2 separate regions of the Homo sapiens genome follow, and region 2 is linked to region 1. A link is an interaction called in ENCODE POLR2A ChIA-PET data of the cell type or tissue named here. Cell type or tissue: A673. All regions are shown on one strand.

Region 1 (8,000 bases):
AGAGACAGGGTTTCACCATGTTGGCCAGACTGGTCTTGAACTCCTGACCTCAGGTGATTCACCTGCCTCAGCCTCACAAAGTGCTGGGATTACAGGCATGAGCCACTGTGCTTGGCCGGCAATGTATCTTTTAATGTAACTTGATAATATTGTCCTCTGCCTCTGCAGCCTTCCCAGACATATTACTAAAATTAATTCAATTTTAGCAATCAAAACTGTAAATGAACTTAGTTATTCAGCAATCAATGAAATCTAAATGAAGAGTCACTGTTATCCAATTCCTCATGCATTCCCTTAAAATCTCTTTCTCTAGAAAAAGTCTTTAGATAAAGGCAGTTCACAAATATATGGCAACCCTAACTTATAACTTGATTATCATGTTATCACATCCCTATCTGGTTCACATAAATTATCTAACCTTTGTCAAATTAGAAAAATATTTGGATTCACATTTTTTAGGCTGAATTTCATGAATACTGTAATATACCTATTTTGTATTTTATAAGCTTAGATAGTAAAATCATTCAGGTAAATGACTATTCTTTAAAAGATGTGTTATGTTTAATAAAGTTTAATATTAAAATTCCTAAAAGTTAATTTTAAGTTCACTCCAGAGTTATGGAGCTATGTCTTCCTCTGTAAGAAATAATACAAAATGAATCCTGACTTTGTAGTGAAACAATTCCCTCGTTTTATTGTAGAAATATTTTGGGGGTGGTGACTCTGTGATTGCTTTGGAATTAAAGCAATCTGCTCATTATCTCATATTGGATATGAAAGCTGAAGGCAAGAATAATGCAAAGCACACATATAATTAGTAGGTTATATACCCAGAAGTAATCAGTTCTGTAAGACACACTTCTTCAATGTCCAATAAGCAGAAATGATTAGCAGCAATGAAAAAGAAATGTAAATGTTTTCCATTAACTTCTTTTCCTATTTCTGGTAGAAAAACCACAAATAAGTGATTCATTACAAACGTATTGGCAATGGTAAAACAAAGAAAAATTGTTAATGCAATCATTAAATTTATCTTACAAGTTTCTGTAATTGTTTAAAAACATAAATGGTGGTTATTATACGCCAAAACATCTCTTGTCATTCATTTTAAATATTTGTCAAAATCAATTTAATTCTGGAAGTCTATGTGAGAAAAGTCACAAGCCAACTGCTATTGTAAGTCGCAAACTTCTTAGAAGAGCTCTTTCATTACTAAGTAAAGTATACCATGATTGTATGATACTGGACATAGAGAAACAAGATTTGCCTTTCACTCTTTGTAATTTGACTTGTTTGTGCTTTTAAGTTACTCCAATTATTTTCTAACTTTCAACATTATTCTGATTAAGTCCTAGCTACAGAGTCTTCAAAAGACTTTTATAAGCCTAACTCTTAAATTGCTGCTTTCTTTGTTTTAGCAAGCACCAAGGAACTAATAAAACAAGTTTACTCATGTCAAATTTTAGATTAAAAACAGATTGCTCCTTTTATGTGATAACAGAGTTGAAGCAGGATGAAGTCACCTCAATTATCATTGTCCCTGGGTTTTATTGTACACTACTCATTTAAGACAAATAATTACCTAGGCCTCTTAGCTTGCAAGTGATTCACACATTATAAGTCTGTAATGTTCTGCATTTCTGCTCTCTTGCTAGTACAATTAAAGTTTATTGACAGTAAATATAGTAAATTTTAATTTTTGCCATATAAATACTTAGTGCTATGTTACTGACAGAAAGATGATTTCCCAAACCTTAGGAAATACTTATGCAATGTTTTATTTAAATATTAAAAATAGGAATATTCACTCCTACATTAACACTAGCATGTTATAATACTACCATGGTGTTAGGCTCTATAATAACCATTAGAGAATAATTTGGCATGAAAATAAATCATTAATTTTATTTCTCTGAAATAAAAAATACAACTCAAAAAGAATTAGGAAAAAACAAAGACAATATATTACATTATATATATTTTATATATATATAAATATATAAATATATTTAAATATATTATATAATATAATATATTATATATTTATATATTTATATATATATAAATATAATATATTTATATATTTATATATATATAAATATAATATATTTATATATTATAAAATATATAAATACATTATATATATTTATATATATATTTTATATATATATATATATATATATATATATATTAAAAAAAAGTAGTTTTTTTTTTTTTTGAGACAGAGTCTCACTCTGTCACCCAGGCTGGAGTGCAGTGGTGTGATTATGGCTCACTGCAGCCTCCACCTTCTGGGCTCAAGCACTCTACCTCAGCCTGATGAGTTGCTGGGACCACAAATTCATGCCATCAGTCCAGGCGTGTTTTTTTTTTTGTTTTTTTTTTGTTTTTTTTTTTTTTTTTTTACTTTTAGCAGAGAAGAGGTTTGGCTGTGTTGCCTAGGCTAGTCTCAAACTCCTGAGCTCAAGTCATCCGTCATCCTCCCACTTCAGCCTCTCGAAGTGCTAGGATTACAGACACGAGTCACTACACCCAGCCCAAAAACAATATTGATGGAACCCAAACACAATTTGAATATTGCCATTAACAATATAAAGAAAAACCTATAAATATTGGCTAAAGACTAACAATGAATTGTTTTTATAATTTTCTTCATCTCTCACAGGTGATACATGCACAATATGTTCACACACGAAGTCTTGGGTTATCTTTAAGAATAAAAATACTCATTAAAAAATTACAGAAAATGTATTACTCTAGAATGGGTGGGATTTGAGGCTTGGAACAACAAGGAAGCTACAACTAAACAAACAACTCAGTGGATGAAATGAATGTGTGTGATCAGCAAACAGCAAGGAAATGAAAAAACTAAAACAGAGGATTTGGAATGCTGACCAATGGGGTTATAAAATGAAATGCTAATTTTTTCACTACTATTAAAGCCAGCAAATGATCTTTTAAAAAATTTTAAAGCATAAATGGGTAAAGTCATGTGAAATAAAGGACAATTTCTTTTCTTTTTCTATATTCAGCATTTTAAATTCTTTAAAGTTGTATCCAAGTTAATATAAAACATATTTATTCAAAAATTTTATTTAACCTTGCTGTTACTAAAATATTTAAAGACACAGATAAAAGGTAGTGCCATATCTCTCTTAAAAATCTCATTCAAGATTCTGATTGCATGACATGTAGAATAATCATTAGATCTAGCAAGTGTTTATTTTCAAGCTAGAACTCAAATTTTCCATTTTAATTTTTAACATATTTATCGGCTAAAGGGATAAAAACAATAACAAGTTTACAATAATTGTATGATGATAAAATCACAGCTAATAGTTTGTTAAAGCCAAATTAATGCTATAACATCTGTTTCTTATCAGCAGAAAATAAGAGTTTTTACACTATATTTTTAATTCAGTAGAGAATATATGCTTTGTTCTCAATTTTTTTCAAGCATTGTCTTAGATGAGAAAAGGCAATTTTCCAGAGATTCCTGTTCAAACATAACTTCTACAGAATATGTTCATAAGTCAAAACTCACTAGATTAATTCATGGAGACAACACTGCATAATTGAAACTCTTGTCATTGCAATCACTGATTAAAACTATTTTCTTGGCTATATTTTTGTGAAATAAAAAAGGAACTTTTAGAATAGGTGAAGAAGACTTCTAAATATATAGTAAAGATACTTTGCTCAAAGAATTTAAAATGGAATGAACTGCATAAAACTGATATATCAGATCATTATTTTACTTAGAAAAAAGGGAATTTAATATGGTTCTATCTAAAAATAAAGTGTGAGTAAGATAATACCATAAAAGGAATTGTGCTGAAGAAAAATAGTGAGAGGTGAAGCCAGTTGGACTTCCTGGGTCGAGTGGGGACTTCGAGAACTTTTCTGTCTAGCTATAGGATCGTAAATGCACCAATCAGCGCTCTGTGTCTAACTAAAGGATTGTAAATGCACCAATCAGCACTCTTTAAAAATGCACCAATCAGCACTCTGCGTCTAGCTAAAGGATTGTAAATGCACCATTCAGCACTCTGTCTAGCTAAAGGATTGTAAATGCACCAATCATCACTCTGTAAAAACGCACCAATCAGCACTCTGTGTCTAGCTAAAGGATTGTAAATGCACAAATCAGCACTCTGTAAAAACACCCCAATCAGCACTCTGTGTCTAGCTAAAGGATTGTAAACACACCAATCAGCACTCTGCAAAAACGCACCAATCAGTGCTCTGTGTCTAGCTAAAGGTTTGTAAATGCACCAATCAGCAATCTGTAAAACGAACCAATCAGCTCTCTGTAAAATGGACCAATCAGCACTCTGTAAAATGGACCAATCAGCAGGACATGAGCAGGGACAAATAAGGGAATAAAAGCTGGCCACCCCAGCCAGAAGCAGCAACCCACTCAGGTCCCCTTCCATGCTGTGGAAGCTTTGTTCTTCTGCTCTTCACAATAAATCTTGCTATTGCTCACTTTTTGTGTCCGCACTACCTTTATGAGCTGTAACACTTACCACAGGGGTCTGCGGCTTCATTCCTGAAGTCAGCGAAACTAAGAACCCACTGGGAGGAACAAACTACTCCAGACGTGCCACCTTTAAGAGCTGTAACACTCACTGTGAGGATCTGCAGCTTCACTCCTGAAGTCAGTGAGACCAGGAACCCACCAGAAGGAAGAAACTCCAGACACATCTGAACATCTGAAGTAACAAACTCCAGACACACCATCTTTAAGAGCTGTAACGCTCACTGTGAAGGTCCGTGGCTTCATTCTTGAAGTCAGCAAGACCAAGAACCCACCGGAAGGAAAAAATTCCAGACACAGTGGGATATGACATCCTAACTCAATATATGAACCTATAGGGGTCTAACATTCATAGGTTTCTGTGTATTCAGTGGAAAAATTGAGAGGATTCATCATTCAATTATCTTTTCTTTCCTCCTTTTTCTTGACCCTCTGCTTCATAGAGAGGGCTTGGAGGTAGGATCCAGAGTGAGCCTCTGTTAGAAGCATTGAGAGAGAAGCCAGAAGGTCCAGTCCTGCTGGCAGTAGCAAGGGGCCAAGACCACTAGGCCTGCCTGTGTTCTCACAAGCCCCACTACCATCTCTAGATTTTCTCATCACCCAGTCTTGAAAAATCTGTGCCTGCCCCTTCAGTAGCTTTGCCATTTCTTGATTCCTTTCCTCTGTGGGTGTTCTGGCACTGGCCCTTTTTCCCACCTCTCCTTCTTTTCTGGGATGCTGCTGCTGTTGCTATCTCCTCTATCCTTCCATCCTTGGCATCTGGCCCTTAATCCTCAGACTGGGTGGGAGCCCATCCCTTGTCTTTTGGGATTTGCAAACTCCTACCCTGAACCCACATGAAAGTGACTGCTTTCCTGCTTCTGGGGATCTCTTTGGCACTTCCCAGGAACTCCTCCACCTGGAGCAGTAACTCCAGGCTGCTTCAGGCTGCATGCTTGCACAAAAGCTGGTGGTTCAGGTCAAGAAAGTCTGTAAACTGCCCCAGCAAAATGATACCAGGGTCTGAAAAGCTCAAGATGCTGACCTTGGCAGAAAATTGGGATATTATTATTTCGAACATAAAATAGCAATCCTAAATGCTTGATATTTACGTACCAAGAGACTTAGAAATAATCATACATACAGTGAATCCTTTTGAATCTCTGCCATTATGTAAAGTGATAAAGATTGATTAGAACTGGCCAGGTGTGGTGGCTCACGCTTGTAATACCAGCACTTTGGGAGTTCCAGGCGGGCAGATCACTTGAGGTCAGGAGTTCAAGACCAGCCTGGGCAACATGGTAAAACCCCGTCGCTACTAAAAATACAAAAATTAGCTGAGTGTGGTGGCACCCTGTCTCTACTAAAAATACAAAAATTAGCTGAGCGTGGTGGTGGGTGCCTGTAATCCCATCTACTTGGGAGGGTGAGGCAGGAGAATCACTTGAATCTTGGAAGCAGAGGTTGCATTGAGCCAAGATTGAGTCACTGTACTCCTGCCTGTCCTGGAGAGTGAAACTCTGTCTAAAAAATAAAAAATAAATAAATAAAAGATTGACTATAATTTCCTAGAAGTGGTCCTTCATAAAAGGGGCTTAAAATTCCTTTTTTGGGTGCTTCCTTGCAGACATCTACTAAAAAGTCTCTAGATCTTCCAATATTTTCACAAATAAACTTCATTAAAGTATATATCTATACCTATATATATCTATATCTATAAAGTATATATCTATATGTATATATAGATATATCATAAAGATTTATCTGTTATTGCTTAGGAGATTGGAAAAAACCTGTCCTGACCATAATATTAAATAGCTCTGGAAAACGCATACCATATTTGGTTCTTTTTAACTTATCTTTGGATTGGCATCTCTTTAATTACCTCCCAACTTATTTCTTGGAGCAGCTAGGCCTAAATGGATGTAGTCTATTTAAAATAGTCATGTGATATTCTGTGATATTCCTCTGTTTAGGTAAAATAAGTTGATAATTATATCTTTTATTTTTATTTTTTTCTTGAGACGGAGTTTCACTCTTGTTTCCCAGGCTGGAGTGCAATGGCGTGACCTTGGCTCACTGCAACTTCTGCCTCCCAGGTTCAAGTGATTCTCTCGCCTCAGCCTCCCAAGTAGCTGGGATTTTCTGTCTACTTGAATGTCTGTTGGGAATAACTAACTGTTCCATCTCCCCAAACATACTTTTTAATCAGTTTTTCCCATATTAATTAATAGCAAGATCAGCCATCCATTTGCTCAGACCAAAGAGTAAGAAGTCATTCCTATTTCTAACCCAATATAACCACAAGTCGTGCCAGTTCTATCTCCAAAATAGATTATGAAATAGACACATTATTTCCAGTACCATTCATATTATACTACTTAAGAAGAAAATGAGAGACTCTTAATTCTTTAAAGTGTAAAATAAATTAAACACACCCCTTTGAAGCCCTAAAATTATATCCTTTTGTAATTAGAATTAAATATACACTTATACTGTGACCGATAAAAACTATCAGGAGAATATACACTTATACTGTGACCTATAAAAACTATCAGGAGAACGAGACCATCCTGGCTAACACAGTGAAACCCTGTGTCTACTAAAAATACAAAAAATTAACCTGGTGTGGTGGCAGGTGCCTGTAGTCCCAGCTACTCGGGAGGCTGGGGCAGGAGAATCGCCTGTACCCGGGAGGCGGGGCTTGCAGTGAGCCAAGATCACGCCCCTGCAGTCCAGCCTGGGCAACAGAGCGAGGCTCCATCTCAAAATTAAAATAAACTAAAATAAAACCTATCTTATGATCTTGTCTCTGGGTTCCACTCTGAACTTATGTCCTATCACTCTTTCTTTGATTTTTATTCTTTGGATGTTTTCCTATTTTGTAATTATGACTAGTTATTCCTGCCTAAGAATACCTAGACCATGCCTGCCTTAAATGTTTTATAGAATCTAGTATCAAAAATCTAAGCTCTACAATACTATATTATTGTACAAGTTTATGCATGGGCCTTCAAATGAATTGTCAGCAAGGAGAAATCGAAGCTAAGTTTCTTGATAATGCAACAATTGCTCTACTCAGAATCTGAAACACATAGACTGTGCATTCCTATTGTCTTATAATCAAGTACAATTATATAAATGAAGATTTTAATAAACATTAAAAAACTTAACCAGTAAAACAGCATTAGTTGATTCTGTGACTAACATTAATCCCACTGTTTATAAAAAGTATTATCTAAGCTTGTCTTCCTATAAAAATCCTCAATTGTTTTTCAATAAAGGTGAATATAAATTTTAAAATACGCCAATAGAGCTATGATTACAAATACATTGACCTAAAATTATCTATGATTTTTATTTTGCTTTTCAAGTGAAAAAAATAAAAGGAACAAACACATAAACCAAAAAAGGGGGACCTCCTCTTTCAGCTTTAGAGTGCTCCCCTCCCTCTGTCTCTGTATGGGGGAGCTTCTTCCTT
Region 2 (8,000 bases), 370 kb after region 1:
ATATTAAATATGTCTATCACACTAATATCTTGGCAACAACCCTAAGAGAACAATTAACCCCCTTCCCACTCCCAGCTGAAAGGAAGAAGCAAACATCATGGTGGCAGCCAACACGTAGCTTAAAAAGGCATATAACAACGAAAAAGTAAGGAATTTAATGTTACTACTCTCTTCTAATGTGAATTTGGAAAAGATGCAAGGAAGGGAGCACAGAATGATGTAACTGAAAATTTACTGTCTGAACAAGTTTTTTTTAAATTTGAAATATTTTGAATTTGCATTTAAATTTTAAGAATTTGTTGAGTCATACATTTTATGAAAATATAAAATAAAATTTTAAGAATGTGTATTATCATGCTCTTGTTCTTTATACTGTTGAATAATAATTCTAACTAGCACACTAACTAATGTCAATAAAAATTCAATTTTTTCCTGAACCATTTTTTATTAAATTAGCTCTATATTTGCTATATGCCAATCCATTTATATTTTGGGTTTCTTTTAGAAGTTATATGAAAGTTTTTATGTCCCCTTTTTCCTCCTAGGATTTTAATACACTTTACTATATTAAAACTTTCATCCTAAAATAATTTTTACAGCTTCTCTGCTTAGAAAAATTGTAATTGTTCTGTTAATAAATCCAACTAAAATTAGAAAGTGAAAAATTTAACTAACAAATAATTTTTGTTACTAGTTATTTTGAGAAAGCATCAACCCTAAGAGTTTACAAAACTAAATATATGATAAGGAAAAAAATGTTTTATCAGCGTTGGGGAGATAATTTCTTCATTGCTACCATTTACATGAGGCTGGAATAAATTTTCTGGCTAGAATCTGAAAAGATTCATTCTATCATAACTGTGCTTGATCTTTCGAATTATGAAATGCCTCATTTTCTGTCAAAAATAAGTTTGAATCATTTTATTGTCACAAAAGTAAACAAAAATCACTAGTATTTTGTCATTCGGCATGAGAATATCTATCCTATAGAGGTAATTAGGATTTGCTGAAAACAATGTATTTAATGTGTAGATATATAATTTTCATATGTAATATTTATATATTATATCACATAAAATATTTAATAATTAAATTCATATATATTATACAATAAATGGGAACTTTACATTCAATGTTTTCCTATAGGACACTTTTACTATTCTTCCCTCTCTCACTGCTTCCTTCTTTCTTTCTCTTTAAATTATTTCCAAAGTTACATGGTCCCTATAACAGGCTGAATCCTCAGATGACCCCCAAGAATCCTGCTCTGTGTTCAGGCTGTGTGTAATCCCCTCCCCTTGAGTGGGTATGGGTCATATGAATACACTGTAGTTTCATTCCCAGAAGTATGTTATTTTCTGCTGTTTGGAAGATATTTTGCAGATATAATTAATATCTCAAATCAGTTGACTTTGATGTAATGAAAAGGGAGATTATCCTGGTTGAGCCTGATCTAATTGGGTGAATCTTTCAAAAGTCAGAGAGATTCAAATCGGCAAAGATGCTCTTCTGTTGGCCTGGAACAAAGCAGTCATGTTGTCAACTGTCTACGGAGGAAGCTATATGGCTAGGACCCCAGAATGGCCTCTAGGTTTGGAGAGCAACCCCAGGCTGTTGGCCAGTAAGAAAATGGGGATCCTTGTCCTACAGCTGCAAGAAGCTGAATTCTTCCAACAACCTAACTGAGCTTAGAAGAGGACATCAGTCACCAGATGAGAACTCAGCACTGGCTGATATCTCAGTTTCAGTTTTGTGAGACACTCTGAGCAGGATCTAGCCATGCTATACCTGTACCTCTAACCCATGGGAATTGACATAGTAAAGACATGGGGGGGGGTTTGACCCATTAAATTTGTGATAATTTATTACACAGTAATACAAAACAAATACAATCCCAATGCTTTATCTAAGTCATAGAAATTCTGTTCTCTAGGAAAGAAACCATAATTATATAGTTTTAGGAAAATTTACTAATTCTTATTTCTATCCAATGGAGAACAATCACTGATAAACTTGTTACTTGCTGAAAGACAGTGATAACTTTATACTACTCCTTTATATCAGTCTATCTAAATACCCTCAGAGATATGTCATATTAGTCTATGTTATATAGAACATAAAGTTGCTTTTTTTAATCTGTCTTATCAGTCTTATCATATAACTGTCATATGCAAAAATAAATAAATGGAACACTAAAAAGTTAATGCAGGCAAGTCAAGCTCCTAAATTCATAGAGGTTGAAATTCCTAAAAGGACTCACACATTCACAGCAATCAGGAATATCATATACCTCCTTTAAGCTATTTGTGGATTTCCATTAATATGAGGGAACCTAGTTCCCACATGGAAATGGAGATAGATTCTAAGAAATATTTTCACAGGCCCGGGTGCAATGGCTCACGCCTGTAATCCTAGCACTCTAGAAGGCCGAGGCTGGCAGAACGCTTAAGATTGGGAGTTTGAGACCAGCCTGATCAACATGGTGAAACCCCATCTCTACTAAAAATACAAAAATTAGCCAGGTTTGGTGGTTCATGCCTGTAATCCCAGCTACTTGGTGGCTGAGGCAGGAGAATTGTTTGAACCCGGGAGGTGGAGGTTGCAGTGAGCCAAGATCAGACCACAGCATTCCAGCATGGGCGACAGAATGAGACTCCACCTCAAAAAAAAAAAAAAAATCATATAGTAAAATGGAGATTACAAGCAGCAATAAGCAGCAATATGAACCTCAACAAAGCTTCAGGAAGAATAATCTCTACACATGGAAAGCAGACTCAAAACCTGAGAAAGTCATGATTCCCACATCCCCTTTTTGTTCAGAAAAGGGGATATATGACGAGCTCTTCTATATTCATGAGGTGTTAATCTTTCCTGAACAAAGCTTTGCTAAATACATGTCCACCTCAGTATTTCTTTCAGCTTGTAGATAATCAACGATTAATTTGAATAGTTACTTTATATATTGAGAACCAATTCCTTCAAAATAACTGCTTTCTTACTCCTTTTTTCTCCTCTTAACCAATGAACATTAATTGAGCATCCAGACACTGCAGAGCACCATAAAAATAGAAATAAAGAAATACATTATAAGTAATCAAGTCTTTGAATGGTGCTATGTGCTATTTCCTTACCTTTAGCTTTAAAAATCCAAATTGTTTTTATCAATATAGACTTTTATAAGATTAAAGGCCGTGGACAAGGAGGAGAGTTTAAATGAAACCTGATAGATTACTGTCCAGTATAAAAAAAAAAAGTCTTATGGGAACTCACTTTGAATGAAAATCAATGCACACTCACATAGCATAAATAATAATGAGATTTACTGTGATGCGACAGCATGCTTTGGCATTGTGCTGTCAGAGGCGGAGAGAACTCATGGCTTTCTGCCAATCAAGCTGAGCTTAAAGGGCATGTCGCAATGTTCAGATCATGTTACATTAATGAAAAGATTACACAAAAGAGAAACAGATATCCCTGTTTCAATATTCTATGAAAAATTATAAAATACTCCTTTTCACCTCCCCCTCCTTGGTTTGTGTGATCTTTCTTCTGATTTCTATATATAAAGCTAGAAAGCACCATAAAGATTTTAAAAATAATCAACTTTGGCAACTAATCCTATTTAACTAAAATAAAAGAAGTATAGATAATCATCTAAAAACTTCTGATGGGAAAATTAGAAGAAGATGACAAAACCAGTGTAAATTTCTGTGGAGGTTTTCAAACCCCAAACCTGAACTTTAGATGATTTGAGAATTATAAAGTGGTGAAGCCTCCTCAGAGAACTCACCCTGTATACACAGTATTGAGTTATGATATATCTTAGAGTACAATACCATAGAGTGGAGGAGATAATTTATAATTAAAATCACATATTTCCAATAGAATTATGAATCTTCAAGGTCTTCAATGGATATTTTAATTCACACATTCATTCAGCAAGAACATTTTTATGGGACTATTGTATTCATAGCACTGCCCAGAATTATAATATTGGAGGGAGGCAGAAGCAGTAAAGACTATTTTCATCCTGCAGAGCCTACCATGTATGTGAGATGGCAGATAAAAAAAATATATAAACAAAAAATCAGTAAACCCCACCTTGCTGCTACAGTGCAGTGGAAAGCAAATGGAGAATAAGTGTGTGTCCGTATAGCACCAGTTATCTGGACAGACAAACAAAACGTCACATAATCAACCAGATGATGATATATGCAATGGCAAACTGCCACATGCACCAAAGCTTCCAAATTGTTTATTTTTTTTCTGTAAAGTTTAGAGTCATCTAGACAATAAATTTCAACAAATTGGATCAGCTAGGCTAAAAATTTATGTATATGTGAAGTATGCTGGCAAGTTAACAATGCCTGTCGTAAAAGAACTGGAATCTCTGTACTTGAAAAATATTGACAAAATGCCCAAGGAAGAAAGGGCAGCATGAGCTCTGTGTATTGGCTTGGAATTGGACATATCAGTATGGATTCATGGGAAGAGAGAGAGACAGAGCACTGTAAGTGTGTGTGACACATAGGTGAATAATGTACAGTGTTGCAATTAAGGAACACAGTCTAATGTGGAAAATATAATGAGGGAAACCTTAACAATAATAGAGAATGACAAAGTTAGAAGAGAGGGAAACAGAAAGCACTGTAGAAGCAGATAATTAGAACAACTAACCAAGTAAAAGGGGAAAAGAGGGCTCAGGGATCATTCAAATAAAAAACAAAAAGATGCCTCGGTGAAGTCTGGATGGACTCAAGTCAGAGCTGAGAAATGGTTGGGGATATTTGTTGCTGATGGGCAATGGTGCTCTAGGTAGAAGGAAACATATATGCAAAAGTGCATAGTTAATGCCATAGCCTGTTCCATTTGAAACACTGCAGAAAGGGATGAAAATGTGGGAAGAAGCAACAGAAAGGTACTAAAGGGCCAGTAAATCAAGCTCAGTATTTAACTTTTCCAGTGAAGTCAAAGAGGGTCATAAGAGTACTGAAGAAGGGGTGTGTCATAGTCAGGTTCAATTCACAGACATCTCTCTGGCAGCAGAGGCTTAGAAAGAGGTAAGACTGAAGCTAGAAGGGAAGTTTAGGGCTGTTACAGCTTATCCAGGTGATAAATAATGAGGATCTAAGCAACAATAAGTGGTTCTGGAATAGAAAGGAGAGAAGGAGAGACTTGCTATATGTATTATTTTACAGTATTTAATGTTTGATTTCATGTAGAGGTGAGAGTCAAGGAATGGAAAACGAGTCCCATTTTCCTGACTCATGCCATTCTTTGGATGGCGGTCCTATTAAAATGATAAAGAATGTAGAGAAAGAAGGAAGTTATAAGAGGAAGATTATGACTGTTGGCCAATACCTAAGCAAAATGCGATAGAAATGCACAGAATGAACAGAAATCAGAATATAGGCTACAACCGCCAGGTGCGGTGGTTCACGCCTGTAATCCAAGCACTTTGGGAGGCTGAAGCAGGCAGATAACCTGAGGCCAGGAGTTCAAGATGAGCCTGGCCAACACGGTGAAACCCTATCTCTACTAAAAATACAAAAATTAGCTGGGTGTGGTGGTGAATGCCTATAATCCCAGCTACTCGGGAGGCTGAGGCAGGAGAATTGCTTGAACCTGGGAGGTGGAGGTTGCAGTGAGCTGAGATCACACCACTGCATTCCAGCCTGGGCAACAGCAAGACTCTGTCTTGAAAAAAAAGGAAAAAGAATATGGGCTACAACATGGAAGTCTAAGTGTAGGTATGCTGCAAAACTATTACTTTATCCATAATAAAATATGCTACTATCTCAGTTAATTGATTTCCAATGGATTTTGTATTGTAACAGATTCAAAATTTAAATGCAAAATTGGCTTTCAGAGGCTATTGAGGTAAAATATATTTTTGTCAAATTGCCAAATTCATTGTCAAACACCATCACAAACATCATCAAGAATATTCCATTTTCGAAGTAATTACTGTTTTAAAATGTTAAAATACAGAAAATATGTACCACACAACTGTGTCTAGGATTCAGATGAATTCCCCTACTTAAATGTATGACAGTGCGTATGGTTTTCTGAACATATATTTTACAAAATCTACGTCTATATAATATGAATCATACTACTTATTCAGGTTATCTTTTATCTGTCTCTCCATCTGCCCATTCATCTATCTACTGACATAACTATTTAAAATCAGGAGTTATAATACAAAAGTTTTTCACTAAAGATCAGCATGATAAAGAGTCTAGAGTCTCAAAAATCCAATGAGCAGTACCTTCCCAGGAATCATAGGGAAATGATGTACTTATTATGGAACTTTTAAATTAGATTATACATAAGTTGATACCATTAAATAAACTAATTTGATTCACTGATACCTAAAAAACTTTGCAAAATACTGTCATATTTACCCAAATTTAAGAAATGTTGAGTTATCTTTCTCTTGAATCTTCGAAATACAGTTAGAGTATAGTTAGGGTGTAGATATGAACAATGCCAGAAATGTTTACCTAAATACCTTATTTCAATGATTTGGTCTTCCAAAAGTAACTACTTTGTTGTTTCAGAAATTTTTTCAAGAAGTGTTACAGAACATCAGAGATAACTAGATATTTCATTACAGACATGTTTTGAAGGAACGATTTCACACTAAGAATGAAGAAAACAAAAATCCAGTCATCTCAAACGGACAAAACCTGAGGGTGTCCGAAAGGAAAAAAAAAACAGGTTATAAAACCTTTTCACTTCATTTTTGACATGTTTTAAGTCATTTGTCTGGACTCCTGATGGGCTTAAACCTAAGGAGACCTGGAACTTTAAAAAGAAGAAAATATTTTTCTTTCCATCTTTCATTACTTCAGACTGAAACGGCAAAGTGCCCATGAAGGTGAGTGCCAGAAGCAGCATTAAAAAATTGGCTCTTGTTAAATGCCTTCAAAGAAACCTCTGTTTTCATCAGGAAATGGCAATTACATGGATAACATGGACTGCCAAGGTTTATTCTGAAGAAGAGGGATGGTCCATATTGTGGATATTTTCCTTATGTTTATTAACACTTCATAAACAGTCAGGTCTGATAGAAGCATATGACAAAAATTAGGATAGATAAGACCCAGAACTATACATACTGCTGTTTTTTTATCCCTATAGTTTTTACTCCTCCTGTAGTAACACAACTAATACCAATATGCATGTATTTATTTTGACAAAGTCTTGCAATCAACTAGGATAAAAAAATGCTTTGGTTCATTTTTCTACTAACCTTTTTCTTCATTATTTATTTAACAATTCATTTTTCAATCTCCCTTTTAAGTGAATACACCAACTGTATGAGTGAAATAATTTTCTTCATTTAATCTGAAGCTTTTACTTATTGTTTTTATGACCCTGAATGATCTTAGACATGTGTACTTCGCCTCAGATGAAAGGCAGTATAGCACTGTTTTAGATTCGAATTTCCTGTATTATCTGTGTGACAGTGAAGAAATTAATTAAACTCTTTATGCATCAGTCTTCTCATCTGTCAAGTGGGTTTGATAATAATAGTACTTTTTTTCTCAAGGGCTGTTATTATAATACAATAAATTAACATATTTATCAATGAGTTAATATATGTTGTTTTTATATGTTATAAAGAAACATTATGAAGACTACATAAGTGTTTCATAATGCTTAAATATTCTAACCTTAATGGGAAACTCAGTGTTTCCTGCTCTTTGATTCCATTTTCAAAGAAGAAATGCTGTTAAATAAAGGCTTTGAAGGAAAACAATAAATCTACTTAAGTAGATATAAGAGTTTTCAGGGGAGTAAGTAAAGATTTTACTTTTTACTATTATTATTATTTTGAGACAGAGTCTTGCTCTGTAACCCAGGCTGGAGTGCAGTAGCATGATCTCAGCTCACCACAACCTCTGTCTCCTGTGTTCAAGCGATTTTCCTGCCTCTGCCTTCTGAGTAACTGGGACTACAGGCGCCTGCCACCACGCCTGGCTAACTTTTTA

What was found. Peaks named below come from ENCODE experiments on the same cell type or tissue, not always from the same donor. Only the 100,000 strongest peaks of a DNase experiment are listed, where the experiment ranks them.
Region 2: POLR2A ChIA-PET joins it to region 1 with 10 read pairs; 2 of 35 experiments call an interaction of 5 or more read pairs at or near these places.

Annotation. Positions count from the first base shown.
Region 1 is chr2:211,858,965-211,866,964 of GRCh38, forward strand. All of the region lies in intron 3 of ERBB4 (erb-b2 receptor tyrosine kinase 4), which reads right to left. Among named protein-coding and RNA genes, the nearest start is that of MIR548F2, 560 kb to the right of the region's middle. In A673, no CTCF peak of the experiment used is centred here; a DNase peak (open chromatin) is centred at 1,527.
Region 2 is chr2:212,224,583-212,232,582 of GRCh38, forward strand. All of the region lies in intron 1 of ERBB4 (erb-b2 receptor tyrosine kinase 4), which reads right to left. Among named protein-coding and RNA genes, the nearest start is that of MIR548F2, 200 kb to the right of the region's middle. In A673, no CTCF peak of the experiment used is centred here; a DNase peak (open chromatin) is centred at 3,379; H3K4me3 peaks cover 927 bases; H3K27ac peaks cover 3,336 bases.